2 separate regions of the Homo sapiens genome follow, and region 2 is linked to region 1. The links are chromatin contacts, found by Hi-C or POLR2A ChIA-PET in ENCODE. All regions are on one chromosome and are shown on one strand. Each heading gives the region's core, a stretch centred on a gene start or an enhancer-like site at or near the end of the contact. The rest is flanking DNA. Distances are from core to core; before and after follow the strand shown.

Region 1 (5,295 bases), core at 721-3,220:
TGTCAACTATTTGTAACAGGTCTGGTTTCAAAGCAATGCTACAAATAATTATTCCCAAAAAGAATGAAAACTCCATGTGGGTCATGATCACATCTATTTTGTTCGTAGCTGTCTCTCTAACAAAGAGGTGGAAGCCGTCAGACCAGGGATCAGCAAATATGACCTGCTGCTAAACCTGGCCAAACACCTGGTTTTGTGAATGAAGTATGATTGGAACGCAGACACGCTCATTCATTTACGAGTGATCTGTGACTGCTTTTGTGCTACAGCAGCAAAGTTGAGTAGTTAGGACAGAGATACGGCCCACAAAGTAAAAATATCTACTCTCTAGCCCTTTATAGAAAGTTTGCCAATCTTTGATCTAATGCTTAGCCTAGAATTCTGCATATACTGGAATAATACTTATTGAATTAATAAATTCACTTACGAATGTATTATATACATTTAAAACCTTATATCAAATTATTATAGGTTTATTTACTTCAATTAACCTAAACCAAGGTAATATATAAGAACTAAGGGCTGGGCGCAGTGATTCACGCCTATAATCCTATAATCTCAGCCTCCCAAAGTGCCTATAATCCTAGCACTTTGGGAGGCTGAGATGGGAGGATCACTTGAGGCCAGAAGCTCGAGACCAGCCTGGTCCATGTAGCAAGAACCTATCTCTATAAAAAATACATAAATAAATTTGTTTTTAAAAAAGAACTAAGGCTTATTCACCTAGGGCACATAAATGCTTAGCAAATGAGAAATACGTTCTTTGGTTTATTGTTTGTTAAATTTTGATGGAGACAAGGTCTCACTCTACCACCCAGCTGAAATTCAATGATGCAATCATAGCTCACTGCAGCCTCAAACACCTGGGCTCAAGAAATTCTCCCACTTCAGCCTCCCAAGTAGCTAGGACTATAGGCGTGCACCACTATGCCCAGCTAACTTTTTTGTAGAGACAGGATCTCACTATGTTGCCCAGGCTGGTTTTGAACTCCTGGGCTCAAGGGATCCTCCTGCCTCCATCTTCCAAAGCACTGGGATTACAGGTGTGAGCCACCTTGCCCTGCCTTACTTTTTTTTTTTTTTGAGACGAGGTCTCATTCTGTCACCCAGGCTGGAGTGTGGTATGCCATCTCGGCTCACTGCAGCCTCCACCTGCCAGGCTCAAGCAATCCTCCCACCTCAGCCTCCCGAGTAGCTGGGACTACAGGTGTGTGCCACCACACCTGGCTAATCTTTGTATTTTTTGTAGAGACAAGGTCTTCCTATGTTGCCCAGGCTGGTCTTGAACTCCTAGGCTCAAATGATCCTCCCGCCTCAGCCTCCCAAAATGTTGGAATTACAGGCATGAGCCACCACACCCAGCACATTCTTTTTAATATATATAAAAAAAAAATCAGACTCTTGACACCATCATTAGGAGGTATGTATACCTTGAACAGTTTCTTCCATGAAAGAGATAAGATTACACCAAGTCATATACACCCTAGAGCTAAGGTAAGTATCATGCAGCCACTGCTTGCAGTGGGAAACAGCTGGTAAGAGCTTGGCATGACATCTAGGGCCGGAAATAGGAGTCAAGTCTGGGTAACCAGTCAAGATGCTGTAATAATCCCCAAGTGGGGCTCAAAGTAGGATTTTGGCCTCCTGAGCCTTATATTCTAAGCAACTAAGCTACAGGCCCAGACTGACTAAGGTGAAATCATTTCATTTATTTTCTATGTAACTTCTGGTAGGGACAATGCATCGGAAAACAATTGTAGGCTCAATGATTTTCCCCTTAATTTATCAGTACCATCTGCATTATAATGTAACTGAATATTTTTAGTTCTGCAGACTTGATTATTCAGAGGCTGATCATTCAGCTGTTGGCTTTTTGAAGCTCATTATGGCCCGAGTACCCGAAGACAGGAGAGAGGAAATGAAAGGAGGTGAAACTCAAATCAGTGGGCGTTGCTACTTTATTAGCAGATGAGACACCAAGATTGGGGTGGAGGGGGTGCGAGAGGGTGAAACCCCAGGTCTCCAGAGCTGAGGCTCTCTTCAGGCAGCTTTTATCAGATTCACACATCTTACATCACAGCACACTGACAGTCTGTCAATAATTCTGTGAGACTGGCCTATCCCCATAGTGATCCAAGACTATCACTAAGCTCCCTTCCTTTGTTCATATGGAAAAACCAAAACTCCAAAGGAGATTAACAGTTGAAGCCTTGAGGCCTAGAACCAACCCTTGCCCTGCAGAAGTCAGAGGACAGGTCAGCCCTGACTCCGAAAGGCCTGAGGATGGATTCATTTAGGGAAATGTTTAGAAAAGAATGCTGGGAGGAGTCTAAGCCACTTCCTCATGAAGCCCTGCCTCCCTCTCCCTCCCTTCCACACATTAATTATTCCCAGCAGGCCTTCCCACTTCCCAGGAACCCACAGATAGAGAAGTCCAATACACTGGCTCTGAGCCCTGGGTCACACCCAAGGTCCCCTGGCACTGTCCCTCTCGCAGCAGGCTGAGCTGTGGTTGGAGACTTGACTCCGGTCCCAGGCCCACATGCCCTTCAACCCCATCTGTGCCCAGCAGGCGCTGGGTGAATGTTACTGAACAAATGAATGAAAGCCACTCATTATTTTAAGTGAAAACTAAGTCACACCCAAGGAGGACCACACTCCTAATTTCTCTAGTGACAGTATTCCTCCAGCTGAGCCATGCAAAATGCACCTCACTTCTCTCTCCTTTCCTCTCCAGTCTGCTTCCTTTTTTCTTCCATCCTGAGCACTGGTGTCTGGAGAAACCCCCTGCCCTGGGAAGGTAGCATTCTCTTCTCTGGCTGACAACAGACTTTCCCGTGGATGGACCCTGCGAGGTCTGGGAAGCCCTACTCACCTCAACCCAGTAGGCTCCGGGCCGTCCTAAGTGAACCAACCACAGGAGAAAACCACGGAGGGGGGGAAATGGAAGGAAGCACCCCCTGCTACCGCCTCCTCTCACTTTCTCCGGGGCCTTAGCTCTGTCAGATTTTGAAGCATAATGAGTTTTGTTTCATAACAGTCTTAAATGAACTGGAAGGGGGAAGGGGATGACAATGATAAAAATCTTAATTAAAAAAAATTCCTACAGGCAAAGAGATTATCCAGATCCTGAGATGTGATAAAAGTCTGTTGAGCTGGGGGCCCTCCCGAGCCCCCAAGGACACAGCACTGGACATATATTTACGGAGCGCCTACTGTGTGCTGGGCACTCTTCCGAGGGCTTCGGATGCAGCAGTGAACAAACCCATTCTAGGAGAGGGAGGACTGGCAACAAAGATAATGAACAAGCAAACTACAGAGGACGGGAACAGGCTGAAGTGTTTTGGAAGAAAAGGAACAACAGAGCAAGTAAAGGGGATGGGTCATTCGGGCGAAGGTGTGGCGCACCTAACTGGAGAGGTGAGGAAAGCCCTGTTGAGAAAGAGACAGACTTCTGAGCCAAGACTTGAAAGAGGGCCGGGAGGGAGCAATGCAGATGAGTATCTAGGTTCTGGAAGAGCAACCCCAGCAGAGAGGACGGCTGTGCAAAGGCCCTGAGGCAAGCGCATACCAGATATGGGGCTGGAGAGGAGGAATGAGGAGGAGAGCTGTAGAAAGACAGGGCCTCAGGGGGGCTAAGGACTACTGTATGGACTCTGGCTTGTACTGCTTGGTGGGGGCCGCTGATGGGTTGTAAGCAGGAGAGAGACAGGTTTCCTTGTCATTCTCTGCCACCCCATCCCATCATTCTTCCTGGTAATCTCCCTTGATATCATTTAATAAATATGGCTCAAAGCCCTCTCAGACTTCTGGTGATGAGTTATAAACTCAAACAATCTTAAGAAAACCGGCAAGTCCCACACCTACTGCCCCCCAAAATCAGTATTAGACCATCTTCCCTCACTCCAAAAAGCAAGGAGTTGAATCTTTTTTCTCTTAAGAGCTGCTGACCAAGAGAAGAAATAGAAAATGTTAATTAATAAGCCAGGCGCTATGGCTCATGCCTGTAATCCCAGCACTTTGGGAGGCCAAGACGGGTGGATCACTTGAAGTCAGGAGCTTGAGACCAGCCTGGACAACATGGTGAAACCCCTTTTCTACTAAAAATACAAAAATTAGCCAGTCGTTGGCTGGGCGCGGTGGCTCATGCCTGTAATCCCAGCACTTTGGGAGGCCAAGGTGGGTGGATCACGAGGTCAGGAGATGGAGACCACCATCCTGGCCAACATGGTGAAACCCCGTCTCTACTAAAATACAAAAAATTAGCCAGGCGTGGTGGTGCATGCCTATACTCCCAGCTACTTGGGAGGCTAAGCAGGGGAATCGCTCGAACCCAGGAGGCGGAGGTTGCAGTGAGCCAAGATTGTGCCACTGCACTCCAGCCTGGAGACAGAGCAAGACTCCATCTCAAAAAAAAAAAAAAAAATTAGCCGGGTGTTGTGGCAGGCAACTGAATCCCAGCTACTCGGGAGGCTGAGGCAGGAGAATGGCTTGAACCTGGGAGGTGGAGGTTGCTATGAGCTGAGATTGTGCCACTGCACTCCAGCCTGGGTGACAGAGCAAGACTCAGTCTCAAAAAAAAAAAAAAAGAAAAGAAAAGAGAAGAAAATGTTAATCAATAACTAAAGACAAGGGAAGAGTAATTTCATTCAGCAAATTTTTTCTTGAGAGTGCAAAAGCTAAAAAGCTTGTTTTTAGACTAAAAATGGAAAAAATTTATTCAATAAATAGAAGACATTTTAAAATACAGGCTACTTAACATATATATAACTAGCAATTAATAGAAAGGAGGAAAGCGAGAGATGGAGAAAAAAGGGAAGGTGGGTAGGTAGAAAGATAAGAATGGAAAATAGAATGACAAGTACAGAGAGGAAAATGGAGATATATGTGGAAAAGTACAGAAGGCTCCAAACAGAGAGGCAGAAAGAAAAAGGAACTGAAGTTCCACAGGGTCTGAGGTTTCTTACTCTTCATTCACTCCCTGCAGTTTATTAGGTCCAAAGCACCAGCGCTTAATCCTTTCATTCCCTACTGCCCTGTGGCTGCCCTGATACTCCAATTAGTGGGCCCTCTATTTACACCTCTTTATCCTTACGCTAAGTAGAACTGGAGGAAGGGAGGGAAGAGAGATTAAATTACTCTTCCTCTCAAAACTGGAAAGGCAGTGGCCCAGCCAACACTAGCCGGTCAAGCCAGAGGTGGCAGCAGAAATTCCCTTGTCACTCAATACACACCAGGGACCCCCCAACCCCACAATAGATACAATATAAGCCACTAGGCAACCTTACCTTCTCA
Region 2 (5,295 bases), core at 1,849-4,348, 93 kb after region 1:
ATACAGCAGGTCCAAGAAGTGACTTAACAAAATCTCACAATCAGAGAATGTTAGAATTCAGCCCAAATCTCTGTATTGATCATCACCTTATTGAGAAGACGAGATATGAACTGTAAAATTATACTATACTGATTGTATAATAAACGGACATTCAGTTTTCAGCTCATATGTTGTTTCTATAAACTCCCCTGTCAAAAAGTGCATTCAAGTACATACTGCTATAGTTAGATATCTGGGTTGATTGAGCCCTATCTGATGATAGGCAGGACTCTCATGCCCAAGGAGATGAAATGAAATAGACATCAGTCTCATGGAAGATTTCTTCTTTTTTTATAACAGTTTTATTGAAATGTAATTCATACGCCATACAGTTCATCCATTTAAAATGTACGATATGATGTTTTTAGTATATTCACAGAGTTTTAAATCATCAACACAATCAATTTTAGAATATTTTCATTACCCCTGAAAGAAATTTTGTACCCATTTGTCCCATTAGCCATCATTCTTCATTGCCCACAACCCTAGGCAAACACTAATCTACTTTGCGTCTCTATAGATTTGCCTATTCTGCATATTTCATATAAATAGAATAATATACTATGTGGTCTTTGTGATTGGCTTCTTTCACTGAACATTTTCAAGGTTCATCCATGTTGCAGCAGGTATCAGTACTTCATTCCTTTTTATCAAATAATAGCCTGTTGTATAGATAATACCGCATGTTATTTATCCATTAATCAATTGATAGACATTTGAGTTGTTCCTACTTTTCAGCTATTATGAATAGTGTTGCTACAAGGAATTCCTGTATAAGTTCTTGTGGAGACATAGGTTTTCATTTCTTTGGGTTGTATAGCTAGTAGTGAAATTGCTGGGTCATATGATAAACCTATGTTTCACACTTTGAGGAAATGCCAGATTGTTTTCCAAAGCAGCTGCACCATTTGACATTCTCATCAGCAGTGCAGAGTTCCAATTTCCCCACATCCTTGTCAATATTTGTTATTATGTCTTTTTAAATTATAGCTATCCTATTTCATTGTGGTCTAAATATTGCTTTAATGGGAGCTTCTTATTCTTTTTCTGTTTCCTTTTTTTTTTTTTTTTTTTTTTTTTTTGAGACAGGATTTTGCTCTGTCACCCAGGCTGAAATACAGTGGTGTAATCACGGCTCACTGCAGCCTTGACCTGCAGGATTCAAGTGATCTTCCCACCTCAGCCTCCCAAATAACTGGGATTGCAGGCATGCACCACCACACATGGCTGACTTTGTTTTTTTTTTTTTTTGAGAAGGAGTCTCACTGTGTTGCCAGGCTGGAGTGCAGTGGTGCAATCTCGCCTCACTGCAACCTCCACCTCCCTCCGCCTCCTAGGTTCGAGTGGTTCTCCTGCCTCAGCCTCCGAGTAGCTAAGACCATAGGCACACGCCACCATGCCCAACTAATTTTTTTTTTTTTTTTAGTAGAGACGGTGTTTCACCATGTTGGCCAGGATGGTCTTGATCTCTTGACCTCGTGATCTACCCACCTTGGCCTCCCAAAGTGCTGGGATTACAAGTGTGAGCCACTGCACCAGCCCTCCTAGCTAATTTTTAAATTTTTTGTAGAGACTGGGTCTTGCTATATTGCTTAAACTGGTCTTGAACTCCTAGGCTCAAGCAATCCTCCTGCATCAAGCCTCCCAAAGTGCTGGAATTGCACGCATAAGACACTGTGCCAAGCCAATGGGGCTTCTTTCTGATTGAGTGTTCTGCAAAATAATTGAATGTTTTTAATTACTTTATATAATATGTACTTTATTAACTTTGTTTACTCACAAAAATAATCAGATTTGTTATATAAAAAGTGTTTGGTTTTCTACTACTGTATAACAAACTATCCCATAATGTAGGGGTTTAAAACAACAACCATTTTATTCTCTTGCTATTCTGTAGGTTGACTGGGCTCTGCTGGATGGTTCTTCTGCTCTATGTGATGTTGGCTGGGGCTGCAGTCACCTGGGAGTACTACTGTACAGGAAAATCCAAGCTATCTCTCTTACGTGTCTGGTACCTTGGCAGTGATGGCTGGAAGGCTGGACTCAGATGGGGTACTTGAGCCGCTAGGATTTTTTCTATTTCTACATAGTCTCAAGGCCTCTGTCTTTCCACATGGCCTTCCCAGCAGAGGAGGTGGACTTCATACCTGGCAGCACAGAGCTCCCAAAAGTGCAAAAAGGGAGACTTTGAGACTTTTCTAAGGCTTTGGCCTGGAACTGATGTAAGTATCACTTCTACCATGTTTTATTGGTTAAAGTGAATCTGGGCCAGTCTAGATTCCATGTGGGAGGGGACTACAGAATGGCAGGAGTCATAGGAGGCATGGATCCTTGGGGGCCACCTTTGGAGACTAGCTACCAGAAACAACACTATCAACAACAACAAAAGAAAACAACAACAACAAAAAATAGCCAGGCACATTGGTTCATGCCTGTAGTCCCAGCTACTCAGGAGACTGAGGTGGGAGGATCTCTCAAGCCTGGAAGATTGAGGCTGCAGTGAGCCACGATCATGCCACTGCATTCCAGCCTAAGTGACAGTGACACACTGTCTGAGAAAAACATTAAGGATAACTTTTGAGCACATTATTATTGTTAGTTATTGATTTTACCAAGAAACTAATGGATAGCATCTATTATGCCTGAATAAGGAGTTTTTGTGTCCTTTGCAATGCTGAAGACTGTTGTACACATCTCCTATTAGCTTGTTTTAAGCCAGAGCTTAATTTTTAATAATTCAGTGATGAATCTTATTTAATCTCTTAAACCTCTTGCCTAATTCTCTTTTACATTATGGGATTAAACACATTAAAAAGAAGATATGGCCAAACAATGACTCACTCTTCTTTCAACGAGATCCCCAAAGGCAGATAGACTAGAAGAAATGTGGCAGAAGTGAATGAAATACACAAGTCGAAACTCAGATATAAATCATCAGAGGCTCAGTCTATTGACTCCAACTTCCCCTTTCTTTCATGGCACAAAAATTAGTCTTAAAGGTTTGCAAATGCTACTCACTGCTGTACTTGCCACAAAATATTCCATATTGCGGCTGACATTACTAACTCACCGTCACAAACTATTTGCTTTGAGCTTTCTCTAACAGTAGGGAGAGGTCACACTGAGTCATCTACACTCTCACTCAGTCCCCTGAGAACCCTCAGGAGATTCATTTGCTTGATGGCTGGGCAGGATTAGCAATGTAGGGATGGTGGCTGTAGAGTGGGACCTTGGGCTGGTGGACCGTGTGCTCTTTGGGCCCAGGGCTGTATTAGGCTGAGGAGACTGAAGGAAGAGGCTGAACTCAGACTGGTTGAATGGAGCCCAATCAGGTCAATTTACTATACGGAACCCAGACATGGTGATATTGATGGAGCTCTGTGTTCTCACTCACTCACTTCCTGATTCTGCCTGGGCTGGTGAAGTGCATTGTGATGGGGTGGGGCTGGAAGGGTCCCTGCTCTGGGGCCACCTGTGTTTTGCTTCTTCTTAATAAGATCTGGAAAGTTCCCCCACTTTTACACTATGTTCCTTCCAATCACCAGCCTTGTGGGGAGGGTTGGGGAAATAAAATAGGAGCATCCCTTATGCCATGATTAAGGGGTGCTAAATAAAGCCCCCCTCTCTGAAAAAACCTGCCATATGGCTCAAGATACCTCCAGGACAACCTCCTTTGAGGCCAGGCATTGAAAGCAGCTGCAAAAAACCAAATGAAGTGGGGTACAATGGCACATGCCTGTAGTCCCAGCTACTCAGGAGGTTGAGGTGGGAGGATCACTTGAGTCCAGGAGTTCAAAGCTGTAGTGCTCTATGATTGCACCTGTCAGTAACCACTACTCTCTAGCCTAGGCAACATAGTGAGACGCCATCTCTAAAAAAAAAGAAAAAAAAGCAAATGAGGTTTGGGTGATCTTACATATACACCTATTCTCTGTCATTAACACTTTATCAATTCGGTTTATCAGACTTGCCCAGTGAAACATCTGAACTCTGGAAAAAGCACTCTAGACTGTATACTTTTACTGCAACCTCAGGTCCCAGATTTCAACCTTGAGAATTCTGCATATTTCTGCCAATGATAATTACAACTGTTGTACTGGAACTTTGTGTAGAAAGTATCAAAATACGATGATATCAAAATGAAACAGTCCATTCTTTACAGCCCACATTCCTTGGCTGGTTCAGAAGCTGCATTCTTTTTACTGTAAGAAAGCAAAAGCCAAACCAAAATTGGTGGGGGGTGGGGGGAGGGTGCATATTTAAAAACTGTGACCTCTCAGTGAGCTAAACCAGGACAGAAAAGTGAGAAGGATCATAAAGACTTCAGGGTAGGCCAAGTGCGGTGGCTCACACCTGTAATACCAGCACTTTGGGAGGCCAAGGCAGGCAGATTACTTGAGCTCAGGAGTTTGAGACCAGCCCGGGCAACATGGTGAAATCCCATCTCTACCAAAAATACAAAAAAATTAGCTGAGCATGGTGGTGCACATCTATAGTTCCAGCTACCTGGGAGGCTGAGATCAGAGGATCACTTGAACCTGGGAGGCAAAGGTTGCAGTGAGTCAAGATTGTGCCACTGCATTACAGCCTGGATGGCAGAGTGAGACCCCATTTCAAAAAAAAAAAAAAGCAGATTATATGGTGTAAGTTCATGTCTTTGTACATGTGCCCACCTCCCTGTTCCCACTCCTCCTTTTTTTCCACCTCTCATCCCCCAACTCCTGTGTCCTAGGCAGGCCTGGCTTTCCGAATTCACTTTCACTCCAGCCAGCCATTGCGATTGGCAGCCTGATCTATGGAGTGCAGGTGCATCCTAGTCTGACCTCCAGCCATGTGTTAAGCCAAGCAGGACAGGCTCTGCCCCAGCAGGGGTGGAAGATGGCACTTTGGAGGGTAAGTTCAAAACAGAAGAGTAACGGCAAGCCCACTCGACAACCATACCACATACTTCAATCTAGCTTTGTAACGAAGCCAACATTTTAATCTCCAAAAATGTAAAAATATAAAATAACAATAATTTCTAAAAAGAATCCTAAGAATCCAAATGGGGGAGGAGACATACTCCTCTATACTGCCCCTCCCCTGCATCTAGAGTTGCTTTCGGTTCCATCTACCAGTTTTCTGGAGTTCCCTGCCAGAGGCTCAGGGCTTATGGGGAGAGATCCTTAGGGTATTCCTTTTCCTTTTTATTTTTTAAAGAATTGTGATCTCACTATGTTGCCCAGTGTTCTCAAACTCCCGGACTCAAGGAATCAT

The links. Hi-C counts contacts between places; a loop is a spot of excess contacts on that map. ChIA-PET counts read pairs that join two places held with the same protein, here RNA polymerase II (POLR2A). Pooled maps may share reads with other maps.
Region 2: a loop to region 1 is called in a pooled map, with 2.2 times the contacts of the local background. The contact joins two enhancer-like sites. A Hi-C loop is called at or near these places in 1 of 37 single-sample maps with no recorded cell type and 6 of 50 pooled maps. POLR2A ChIA-PET finds 5 or more read pairs at or near these places in 4 of 52 experiments (T-cell, WTC11, activated CD4-positive, alpha-beta T cell and 1 more).

Annotation. Positions count from the first base shown.
Region 1 is chr6:42,426,486-42,431,780 of GRCh38, forward strand. All of the region lies in intron 2 of TRERF1 (transcriptional regulating factor 1), which reads right to left. Among named protein-coding and RNA genes, the nearest start is that of TRERF1, 23 kb to the right of the region's middle. RefSeq lists an enhancer at 2,787-2,876. Within about 2 kb of position 1,971, at least 10 of the 41 ENCODE cell types and tissues checked have a DNase peak (open chromatin) inside an H3K27ac peak, as active enhancers do.
Region 2 is chr6:42,517,998-42,523,292 of GRCh38, forward strand. No RefSeq gene overlaps it. Among named protein-coding and RNA genes, the nearest start is that of UBR2, 43 kb to the right of the region's middle. Within about 2 kb of position 3,099, at least 4 of the 41 ENCODE cell types and tissues checked have a DNase peak (open chromatin) inside an H3K27ac peak, as active enhancers do.